2 separate regions of the Homo sapiens genome follow, and region 2 is linked to region 1. Evidence: read pairs that join two places in POLR2A ChIA-PET (ENCODE). Cell type or tissue: Panc1. All regions are shown on one strand. Links, peaks and the distances in the headings refer to the core of each region. The heading gives the core; the rest is flanking DNA. Region 1 overlaps RAB28 (RAB28, member RAS oncogene family). Region 2 has its middle 320 kb from the start of LINC01085.

Region 1 (5,391 bases), core at 332-5,331:
ACTTTTAGCCTATACTTATTTGGTTGTTTTGTTACATGCAGCTAAAAACAAAAACCAACAAATTAACAAAGCACATAATAAAACAACCACTCACAAAGTATTTGTTGAGTGAAGAGAAATATTTTTAGGCTCTTAAAATAAATACAAATAATCAATTGTGTCTAAAATAATATGCATGGCTGCATTTTACAGGAATACTACACAGGGCTGAAAATTAATGAACTAGAGTTTCACACCACAATAAGAATGAATCTCACAAAGGTGGTGAGGGCAACATGCAAAGGAATACACATAAATAATTGCATTTATATAAAAATATTAAATGGCAAAACAACATTATTTGATGACACATACACATATTATGAAAATAGAAAAGCAAGAAAAAGATCAAGACTATGGATAGCAGTTACTTCTGAAGGTAGAAGGAGATGGATAAAGGCACCTGTTTGGTTCTGGGGTGCTAGCAATGCTCTATTTCATGACCTGGGAATAGTTATTCTTTAAACCACTTTCCATATTCTTCTGTATGTAAAACAGAAGAACATATATAAAAGTTTCCATTAAAATTTAAATTTAAATCTATTAACATATATTCCTACTAATTATAATAAAAGTCCTACTAAAATTATAACAATATGACATTCTTCTCTTCAAATCCAATTTCTTACATGATCATAAAGAAAGGTCACTGTTGTAATATTTATTCTTGGTTTTTATTATTTTTCACAAGGACCATGATTAATCCTTTAAATCCTCAAATCATACTCTTGTGACCTATCTAAACATGTCATGAAACTTGCGGATTTTCTCTACAATTATTATCACCTGACTCTGCCAGATATTCATTTGTTAATTTCTTTGCTTCTAGCAATTCTCCAGCACTTCTACAGATTTTGCATATTGCTGCAAGGTTTTCCTACTCAAATTGCATTGTGTTTATAGTGTACAATCACATACATATCCACAAACCAACCTATAAGGATTCTAAGGGGATCATAATGAATCTTCATAACTCCAAAGAGTCACCAAAACACCACCAAGAGCAGCAGCCGGTATCAAGCAGACAGAGGAGGGAGCAAGTAAGAAGTCACATTATTTCCTCAATTTCATCAATTAGGTTACCTAAATCCCTTTTAGTAATGGATAATGCATAACTATTTCTCCTCTTGCCTCAGGTTAGAGGAAATAATAGGTCTAAAAGCACTATTGAGTAAGTAAATCCTTTTTATATTTGTGGCTATCTACAACTTTTGTTGCTTGTAAAAAATTTGTGCATATATCATCAAAAGCCTAAAGGAACTGGAAAATTAATAAACTGTCTTTTTATTTTATTCATGTTTTGGGCATTTACCACAAGAATTCCTATCAGACAATTTCAAACTGGCACAGTGCTATAGAGGTTCATTTGCAAACTTCCACATACTAGGTAGATACAATGAGGCCCAAGTTCACTTATACCATTTATACATAGAATTGCATAAAAAAAAGAGTGTATTTGTCTTACCCAGACACTAGCATACCCTGGCATCTCACAAAGTACACAAGCCACAGTAAGACTGTCGGCCGGGCGCGGTGGCTCACGCCTGTAAGCCCAGCACTTTGGGAGGCAAAGATGGGCGGATCACGAGGTCAGGAGATAGAGACCATCCTGGCTAACACGGCGAAACCCCATCTCTACTAAAAATATAAAAAATTAGCCGGGCATGATGGCGGGCGCCTGTAGTCCCAGCTACTCGGGAGGCTGAGGCAGGAGAACGGCGTGAACCTGGGAGGTGGAGCTTGCAGTGAGCCGAGATCGCGCCACTGCACTCCAGCCTGGGTGACAGAGCAAGACTCCGTTTCAAAAAAAAAAAAAAAAGGATTGCCTCAATTAGGCAATTATATTATGGTTATTTAATTCTTCTTTATATTTTCCCATTACCAACAATGACCATATATTATAATTAGCCCTACTGGAAGATGGGGAGAGATAGAACATTATTTAAAGTAACAACAAAGAGTAAACAGAAAACTGCCCAATCACAACAGAATTCAGTGTAATAAGAATTGCACTTACACAGCATCACACTATTCTATAGGCATTTTACACATATTAAATCATTTAATCCTCACTAAAAACATCATTTGACAAATGAGAAAACTGCAGAGAAAGGGATAAAAGACTTTATATACGGGCACACATCTAGTAAGTAGTGGAGCCACAACTCACCCCCAAGGCAGTCTAGCTCCGGAGTCTGTATTCTTAGCTATCACACTGCTTTCTCTTCATATGTGTAGTCATCTGCGTCTGGCATTTTTCGTGCGTATTGTTTCATCCATGTCATCCCAATGAAGTATATACAGTTCATGCATTTGTACTGCCATATAACATACCTTTTTATAAGTCTACCACAATCTATAAATATTTTCTCCAATTGATGAACACAAGTTGTTCCCAACTGTTAAGATACTAACAACAAAGCCATGAATATTCTTACTCAGTACATGTCACCTGATAATATGCCTAGCTGTCTAAGATACATAGCAGAGAACTGCTGAATCATACTCTATGAATGTTCAACTTTGCAGAATGTCAAATTGTTTTCAAAGTAGCTGTACCAATTTATAATCCATCTAGTAGTGACTATGAGTTCCTGTAGATTGACATTATCTGTCACTTGCTTTTCTTAGTCTTCTAGATTTGTGCCAATCTAGAAAGCATAAGAATCTCATGATCTTATTTTGCATTCCTTGATTAGTGATGAGACTCCACTTATATTTATATGTCTTTCTTCTTCCATGAAATTTCTATTTATGTTTTATGTCCTTTTTTTAACGAACGGCCTTTTTCTTGTAGATTTGAAAAAGTATACCAGTCTTTTTCAGTTATTTTGTGTTACACACACCTTCTCCCAGTTTGTGGCTTGTCTTTAATTCTTTACTGTATCATTTCATAGAAACAAATGTTTATCTTCTGTAGTTAATATATCCCATATTTAAATTTAGCAATTATGTATTGTTTAAGAAACCCTTCCACATTCTAAGTAGAAAAGATATTCTTTTATTTTTTTATTCTGTAAAGTTGTGCCATTAACATTGTAGCCCTTAATCTATTTGGAACTGATTTTTGTGCATGGTAATATCCATTTTCTTTTTCTCTATAAAAATAACAGCTATCCTAGGACTACTTATTAAGCATTCTCTTCTTTCTCAAAGATCTTCTATATCACCTCCACTATAATATCCAAGTTCCACTTATGTGAGGATTTGTTTCCAGTGTCTCAATCCTGTTTACTTGGATGAATTCCCTATTGTCTTTATAAAAGCTGTTGCTAGTAAGTCTTGATAACTGGCATGGCAAATGCTTCTCAGAAGCATATTCTTATTCTTGGATTTTTCATCTTCCCTATACATTTTAGATACAGTTTGCTTAAATACCACACACAAATACCATTTGGAGTTTTGACTGAAATTATGCTGAAGGGATAAATCAATCTGAAGAGAAGTGACATCTTTATAATATTGAGTCTTTGTATCCTTGAAAATGGTGTTTGCTGTCTTTCATTTAGGTCTTGTTTTATCATTTGAGAATTTTGTAGTTTTATTTCTTCCTTTTCAATTTGTATGTTTTATATACCTTTTTCTTGCAGTTTTATAATAGCTAGGACCTTAAAAATAGTGTTGAATAGGAGAGGTGGAAGTGAATCTCCTTACCTTGTACCTAATCTTAGGTGGAAAGCAAATTCACTATTTCATCATTAAGTATGACATTAATTGTAGGGTTTTCACAGATGCCATTTATGAAGTTGAAGAAGTTTCTTCTCATTTTCTCATTCCTGATTTGCTGAGACTTTTATTAACTATAAATGGATGCTGAATTTTATCAAATGCTTTTTATGTTTCTGTTGAGATCACCATATGGCTTATTTAGCCTACTGATATGGTAAGCTACATTAAATAATTTCAAATATTACACCAGCACTGCATTTCCAGGATAAACTCCACTTGGTCATAATATAGTACCCTTTGTATTGCTTGATTCAATTTGTTAATATTTTGTCAAAGGAATCTTTTGTATTTATGTTCATGAGGAATATTGGTCTGTAGTTTTCTTACAGTGTCTTTATCTGATTTTAATAGATTATTATATCGGTGTCATAAAATAAGTTGGGAGGTATTCCAACACCTTTGGTTTTCTGGAAAAGTTTATATACAATTAGTATTATTTCTTCCATACATGTTTGGTAGAATTTACCAGTAAAACCTTCTGGATCCACAGTATTCTTTGTAGTATTCTTTGTGGAAACATTCCAAATTATGAATTCAACTTTTTTCATAAATGCAGAAGTATTCAGATTATCTATTTCTAGAGTGAACTTAGTTTGTGTCTTTAAAGGAATTTGTTCATTTAATGAGAACACATGGACACAGGGAGGGGAAAATCACATACCATGGCCTGTTGCGGGGAGGGAGCTAGGGGAGGGATAGCATTAGGAGAAATACCTAATGTAGGTGACGGGTTGATGGGTGCAGCAAACCACTATGGCATGTGTAAAACTACGTAACAAAACTGCACATTCTGCACATGTACCCCAGAACTTAAAGTAAAATAATTTTAAAAAAAATTGTTAAGGAATTTGTTCGTTTAATCTAAATTGTCAATTAACAGAAGTAAATATTTTTGTGATATTTGCTTACATTCCCTTTAATGCCTAAGAATTTGTAATGATTTCTTCTCTTTCATTCCTGACAGTGTAATTTGTATGTTCTCTCTTTTTTTATTGTCATTTTGGCTAGAGATTTATCAGTTTTATTAATCTTTTCAAAGAATCAGCTTTTGATTTCATTGATTTCTCTATTTTTTTAATTTCTACTCTTACCTTTACTTTTTTCTTTTTCTGCTCACTTGCCTTTCATTTTCGATATTCTTAAGGTGGAAACTTACATCACTGATTTTGAAAACTTAGTTTTTCAAGTATAAGCATTTAATAATGCTAGACATATTTCTCTAAACACTGCATTGGCAGCATGCCATAAAGTTTTAAATGTAGTCTTTTTATTTTTGTTCAATTCAATGTATTTCCTCTTTGGCCCACAGGCTGTTTAGGAGGTGTTCAAATTCTTAATATTTGGGAATATTACAAATATGTTTTTCTGTTACTGATTTCTAGCTTAATTCCATTATTGTCAGAGAAGACATTAAATTCTTTTAAATTTGTTAATGTTCTTTTTATATGGAAGAATATGGTCTATCTTGATAAATACTTCATCTGCACTTGAAAGCATATATTCTTCTGTTGTCAGATGGAACGTTCTGTAAATGTCTATTAGGTCTAGCTGACCGATGTTGTTCATGCCTTCTATATCCCTACTGATTCTCAGTCTACTTGTTACACCAGTTATTGATAAAAC
Region 2 (5,391 bases), core at 229-5,228, 1.0 Mb after region 1:
CTACTGCTTCATCCTGTTGCTGGTGAGGAGGAACCTACTACATCTCCACATGGGCTTGGTGTGGGTTTGGGAGTATTTATTCAACTGTTCTGAAAAGTAGTTCAATTTTCTATTCATATCTCTATATAGCTCTGTTTCTATCTAAATATCTCTATGTCTGCCTATCTGAGTTTTTTTTTAAAGTTATACCTTTTGGGACTTTTAATTTCTTTACTAGGAATTTATCCTTAGGAGATACTAAAGATGCAGTAAATATTTATTCACAACAATGTGCGTTACAACAGTATATATGGTGGCCAAAATCTGAAGCAGTCACAATATCTACCAAGAGAGGGTTGCATAAGTACTTTTGTTAAGAAAACTGTTTCACTATAACGACAAGAAAAGGATACAAAACTGCATAATATGTAATGTTTCTTAAAGTGACTTAGAAAACGTATTTTGCAAAGCCTATTAAACCTAGCTGACATTTCTGATTTGATATCACAAAGTTTTGCTGCTGTCAATGTATTGTGCAAGGAAGTGACTTTTGAAAAGTAAAAATGACTTTATTTCTTTGAAAAAGACAAGTCATTTTCCAGTGACATATAAAAGTTCAATGACACTTGAACAGGTGGCTAAATTTGTCCTGAGGAGACATCTGTGAAATATGTGACTCTTGGCAGAAAAGTGATTGTGGAAAACCCCAAGAACCTTGATTTACAAAGTTGGGGTCTACAGATTATGCATGTTAAGTAAACTGAAACAAAAACATGGAAACATTAACAGTGGAGCCATATGTGTTGGGTGACAGAAAATGTTTTCTAAAATTTTTTGATGTTGAATTTTCTTTGAGGATGCACTGCCTTGAAAATAGGAAAGAAATACAGTGCTGAAGTTATAAAAATTAAAGTCACACTCTACTGATTTTTTCACACCTTCAGAGCTTCTCAAAAGAGAAAAGGGAAATGCAGGGCCACATAATTTTTTTCACAACCTCGTTGGGTTTTACTATCTAGACTGCATCATCAGAAAGCCTGGAATAGATCTCATTTTCAAATTAAAAGAGCTAGGTATGTTATTCTTCCTTCTATTAAAAACTTGCCATTTCCTGCTGCTCCTTCTCCCACTGCCTCTCCAACTGCAAACAACCTCCTATCCCAACCCCTCAATAGGTGGCCAATGATCTCAAGAATCCCCTACTTCCGGGAACAGATTCTATCCTCCAGCTCTCTAAGCAGGGCTGGTCTCACTGCACAGCTCTTCAATTGAACCAGCTCCCAGAGCCTGGTATCTCTGTCTGCAGGCCCTGATTATGCAGCACTTCATGAATAACCTGCACCACGATGTCCTCCCTGCAGTAGCCCAGCCTGGCCTGTGATATTACTTGATCCTACCTCACAGCAAATCTGTAAAAGTTTCAAATTTGCAAGCAATAATCCACCAGCCAGGGTGAACTGAGGACATTCTGACTCCAGGGTGGCTATAAAAAAAACAAAAAACACTCTCCCCATACAAATCAGAGGATCCCTCCCTTGGAAAAGAAAAATAACCCAAAGAAAAATCATCCATGAATTTATATTTACTCAAAGCCTACTACGTGCCAGTAACTAATTACTAGAACATCACTGAATAGAAATGATCACATTTAATTCTCATGACAGAGCAGATACAATTAGGCCTCTGCTTTATTGGTTAAAATACTGAGGTACACAGAGTTTAAATAGCTTAGCCGAGGTCATAGAACCGGGACTTGCAGTCAGGGACCTGGTCACAAAGGCACGTTTGCTCCTTGTAGTGAAATTCTATAGGCAGACAGCAAAGCCTTGAATTAATGAAACACAGAACACTGAGCTTGATTTTTTTAAAAAAGACTTATGCACACATATGTTTATTACACCACTGTTTACAGTAGCAAAGACTTGGAACCAACCCAAATGCCCATCAATGATAGACTGGATAAAGAAATCGTGGCACATATACACCACAGAATACTATGCAACCATGAAAAAGAATGAGTTCATGTCCTTTGCAGGGACATGGATGAAGCTGGAAGACATCATTCTCAGCAAACTAACACAGGAACAGAAAACCAACCACTGCATGTTCTCACTCATAAGTGGGAGCTGAATAGTGAGAACACATGGACACAGGGAGGGGAATATCACACACCAGGCCCTGTCAGGGCTGGGGGACAAGAAGAGGGAGAGCATTAGGACAAATACCAAATGCATGCGGGACTTAAAACCTAGATGACGAGTTGATAGGTGCAGTAAACCACCATGGCACATGTATACCTATGTAACCAACCTGCACATTCTGCACATGTATTCCAGAACTTAGAGTAATATAAATTTTATAAAAAGGACAAACAGCTATTTAGAAAGGACAGCCACTGGTCCTCTGCAGCAGAGGCAAAAAGAGGTGTGAGAATAGAGAAAGGGTCAGGAACACACACAGGGACTGTTAGGCTGATGGACCACTCAGCCAAACACCATGAGACTGATCCTCTGGCTCTGAAGAGTTCAAGTGAGCTTAGGTGAGTCATTTCTCCTGGGTCCCGGTAGCTGTCCTAATGTCAAATTCAAATGGTACAACTGTGTTCCTTTATTCTTCTGGCGGTTGAGTGGGGCTCCTCCTGTAACAAAAGAACCTGTAGACTATTCTATTTTCCAAATATAACCAGATTCTTACTCGTCTTCACCACCTTACTGCTTTCACTCTGATCCAAATCACCGCCCTCTGCCTAGATTGTCACAATGGTTCTTAACTGGCCCCTCTTAGACATGTCCCCTTACTTCTCTAGAGCCCCTTCTCACCAGAAATCAGTGTGATTTTTAATGAAGTCTGTCATATGATGGAATTCCTCCACTTCCATTAGAATAAAAGAGAAAAATCTTCAATAACTTAGAAGATCCTATTTCAGAGGTTGGCAAGCGTTTTTCTGTATAGGATCAAAGAGTACATGTTTTAGGCCTTGTGAGCCATTATGATCTATCACAGCTGCTCAGTTATACAACTGAGGTGTGAAATTGGCCATAGACAATACATAAACAAATGAATATGGGGGTTTTCCAATACAACTTTATTTATAAAAGCAGAATCTAGCCTGTTTTCTTATTCTTGTTCCTGACTTTATTTCCTGGAACTCTTTTCCTTGCTCACTGCACCTCAGCCACACCAGCTTTCTTCTTGTGCCCCAGACATGTCATGTGATCTCCTGCCTCCTGGCCTTCTGTTACCCTAGAACACTCCAGGTGGCCAGGTATCTCCACGACTCACTCTCTCACCTCCAATCTCAGATGAAGATTACCTTCTCAGGGAAGCCTAAGCCAGCCCTCTTTTGTCTCATCACCCCAATGCCTCTTTCTCTGCTCTAGTTTTTTTTTTTTCTTTTTCCACATTTATCACCTTTAAACAAAATATAATTGTTTATTGTATCAATCATACATTACCTTTCTCCGCCACTAGAATGTTGTCTCCACGTGGGCAGGTAGTTGATAGTTTTATTCACTCATATAATCCAACTACATAGAAGAGTATCTGGGGGCATAATAGACACTCAGTACACATTTGTGGAATTCAAAGATGAAAACAAATTTAAAGCTGCAGAAGTTACAAAAACGTACAGAACATCTTGCTGATATCACCTAATCTCTCCCTTGGGTCAAAGAAACAGAACACTAGAAATGCAAATAGATTGCATTAGGCCAAGGATTTGTCCATTAAGGAGAACAACATGACATTTTTCCTCTTCTCATTATGTTTACCCCACAAAAACTAAGTAAGGATTGTTCAAAGAAACTACCAGTAGAAATTAAGGATATGTTTGAGTTTTTGCAAAAATGTACCAATTGACCTCCCCTGGTCCCTTAATCTATGCCCTTTGCAATGTGACTTAGCAGCTTCCATCAAGTGGTGAAACTTACTCTCCAGCCCTTGAATCTTGGCTGGGCTTGTGACTCGTCTTGGCCAGTAGAATCTGATGGAATGCCATTGTGTCAGGTCTCACTTAAACCCTTGCAGATGCCATGTGAATTACTTCAAGCTAGTCTGCTGGAGAATGAGACACACACAACAGAGCTGAACTAGTCCAGTAGTTCCAGTAAGACATGTGGAAAGTCTCAGACAAGATCAGCCAAACCTTTTAGTCCACTGATAGCTGATCACAGACGCATGAAGGAGCTTAACTAATATCAGAAGAAGGGCCTAGCTGCATTTATTCAATATTGCCCACCTGAAGAATTGTGACTTAATTATTTATTTATTTAACCAAAGGTTGGAGTTATTACCTGTCAATAGCCAATTGATACAGGTGTGTCTGCAGGAAAGAGATATTGGCCTTTCACTCATTGGTTGGTTGGTTATAAGCAGAACTGAAGAAATCCAGCAGCCAAGTCAGGTTTTGCTGGTGGAAAAGAGCACATGAGCACATTCTTGGGAAAGTCTGACACACATTCCCGCAATTTAGGGATGAGATGTGGAAACTGGATGAGGAAACTGTGTTCTGTGGCCAATAAAAAACACCAGCCTAGGAGGAGCAGAACATCTGTTAAACGAAAGTGGGACATGAAGATTCCAGCGGTGAGGATTCCCTAGATTATCTGGGAGGTAATCAGTAGATAACATAAAAAGCCCTGGCTGTTGGCACCAGTGTTCATGAAAGAAGGTCCTGGAGGATATAAGAGTAAAGGGGCTGGGTGTGATGGCTGGCATCTGTAATTCCAGTGTTTTGGGAGACTTAAGTAAGAGAATTTCTTGAGTACAGGAGTTTGAGATCAGCCTGAGCAACGTAGTGAAACACCATCTCTACAAAAAAATGAAAGAATTAGCCAAGTGTGATGGTGCATGCCTGTAGTCCTAGCTACTCAGGAAGCTGAGATGGGAGGATTAACTAAGCCCAGGAGTCTGAGGCTACAGTGAGCTATGATCATGCCACTGCACTCCAGCCTGGATGACAGAGGAAGATCCTGTCTCTAAATACTACTACTACTACTAATAATAATAATAATAATGATAATAAGAGTAAATTTGATGGAGAGCCCACGTGAAAGGATCAGTGGTGCATGGTGGAGGGGACATCTGTGTTTGAATCAGAGGTGAGGAAGGGAAGATGTATAGAAAGGCAGGTGATTGTGTGCTTAGGTGCGGAGGGACAAGGAGGATGAGGATGTTTAATGGCTTTAATTATTTTAATAAACTAGGAAGAAGAGCATTTTACATGGGAGCACTGATGATTAACTGAGTCAATAACTTAAAAAAAAAGTAGTGGTGATGCTTCAGAAGAGTTGCTGGGAGTAAAAGTTGACCATAAGCAGTAAAATGATTGACAGGCGAGACTGAGGACTTTGTCCATTGTGTCCTTTTTAGTATCATGCTTTCTGCTGCACTTAGCGTTTTCTTTCACTTGCC

Evidence for each region. Peaks named below come from ENCODE experiments on the same cell type or tissue, not always from the same donor. Only the 100,000 strongest peaks of a DNase experiment are listed, where the experiment ranks them.
Region 2: POLR2A ChIA-PET joins it to region 1 with 9 read pairs; 2 of 35 experiments call an interaction of 5 or more read pairs at or near these places.

The regions. Positions count from the first base shown.
Region 1 is chr4:13,396,936-13,402,326 of GRCh38, forward strand. All of the region lies in intron 4 of RAB28 (RAB28, member RAS oncogene family), which reads right to left. Among named protein-coding and RNA genes, the nearest start is that of RAB28, 85 kb to the right of the region's middle. In Panc1, for the core only: no CTCF peak of the experiment used is centred there; a DNase peak (open chromatin) is centred at 2,553.
Region 2 is chr4:14,430,675-14,436,065 of GRCh38, forward strand. No RefSeq gene overlaps it. Among named protein-coding and RNA genes, the nearest start is that of LINC01085, 320 kb to the left of the region's middle. In Panc1, for the core only: no CTCF peak of the experiment used is centred there; no DNase peak of the experiment used is centred there.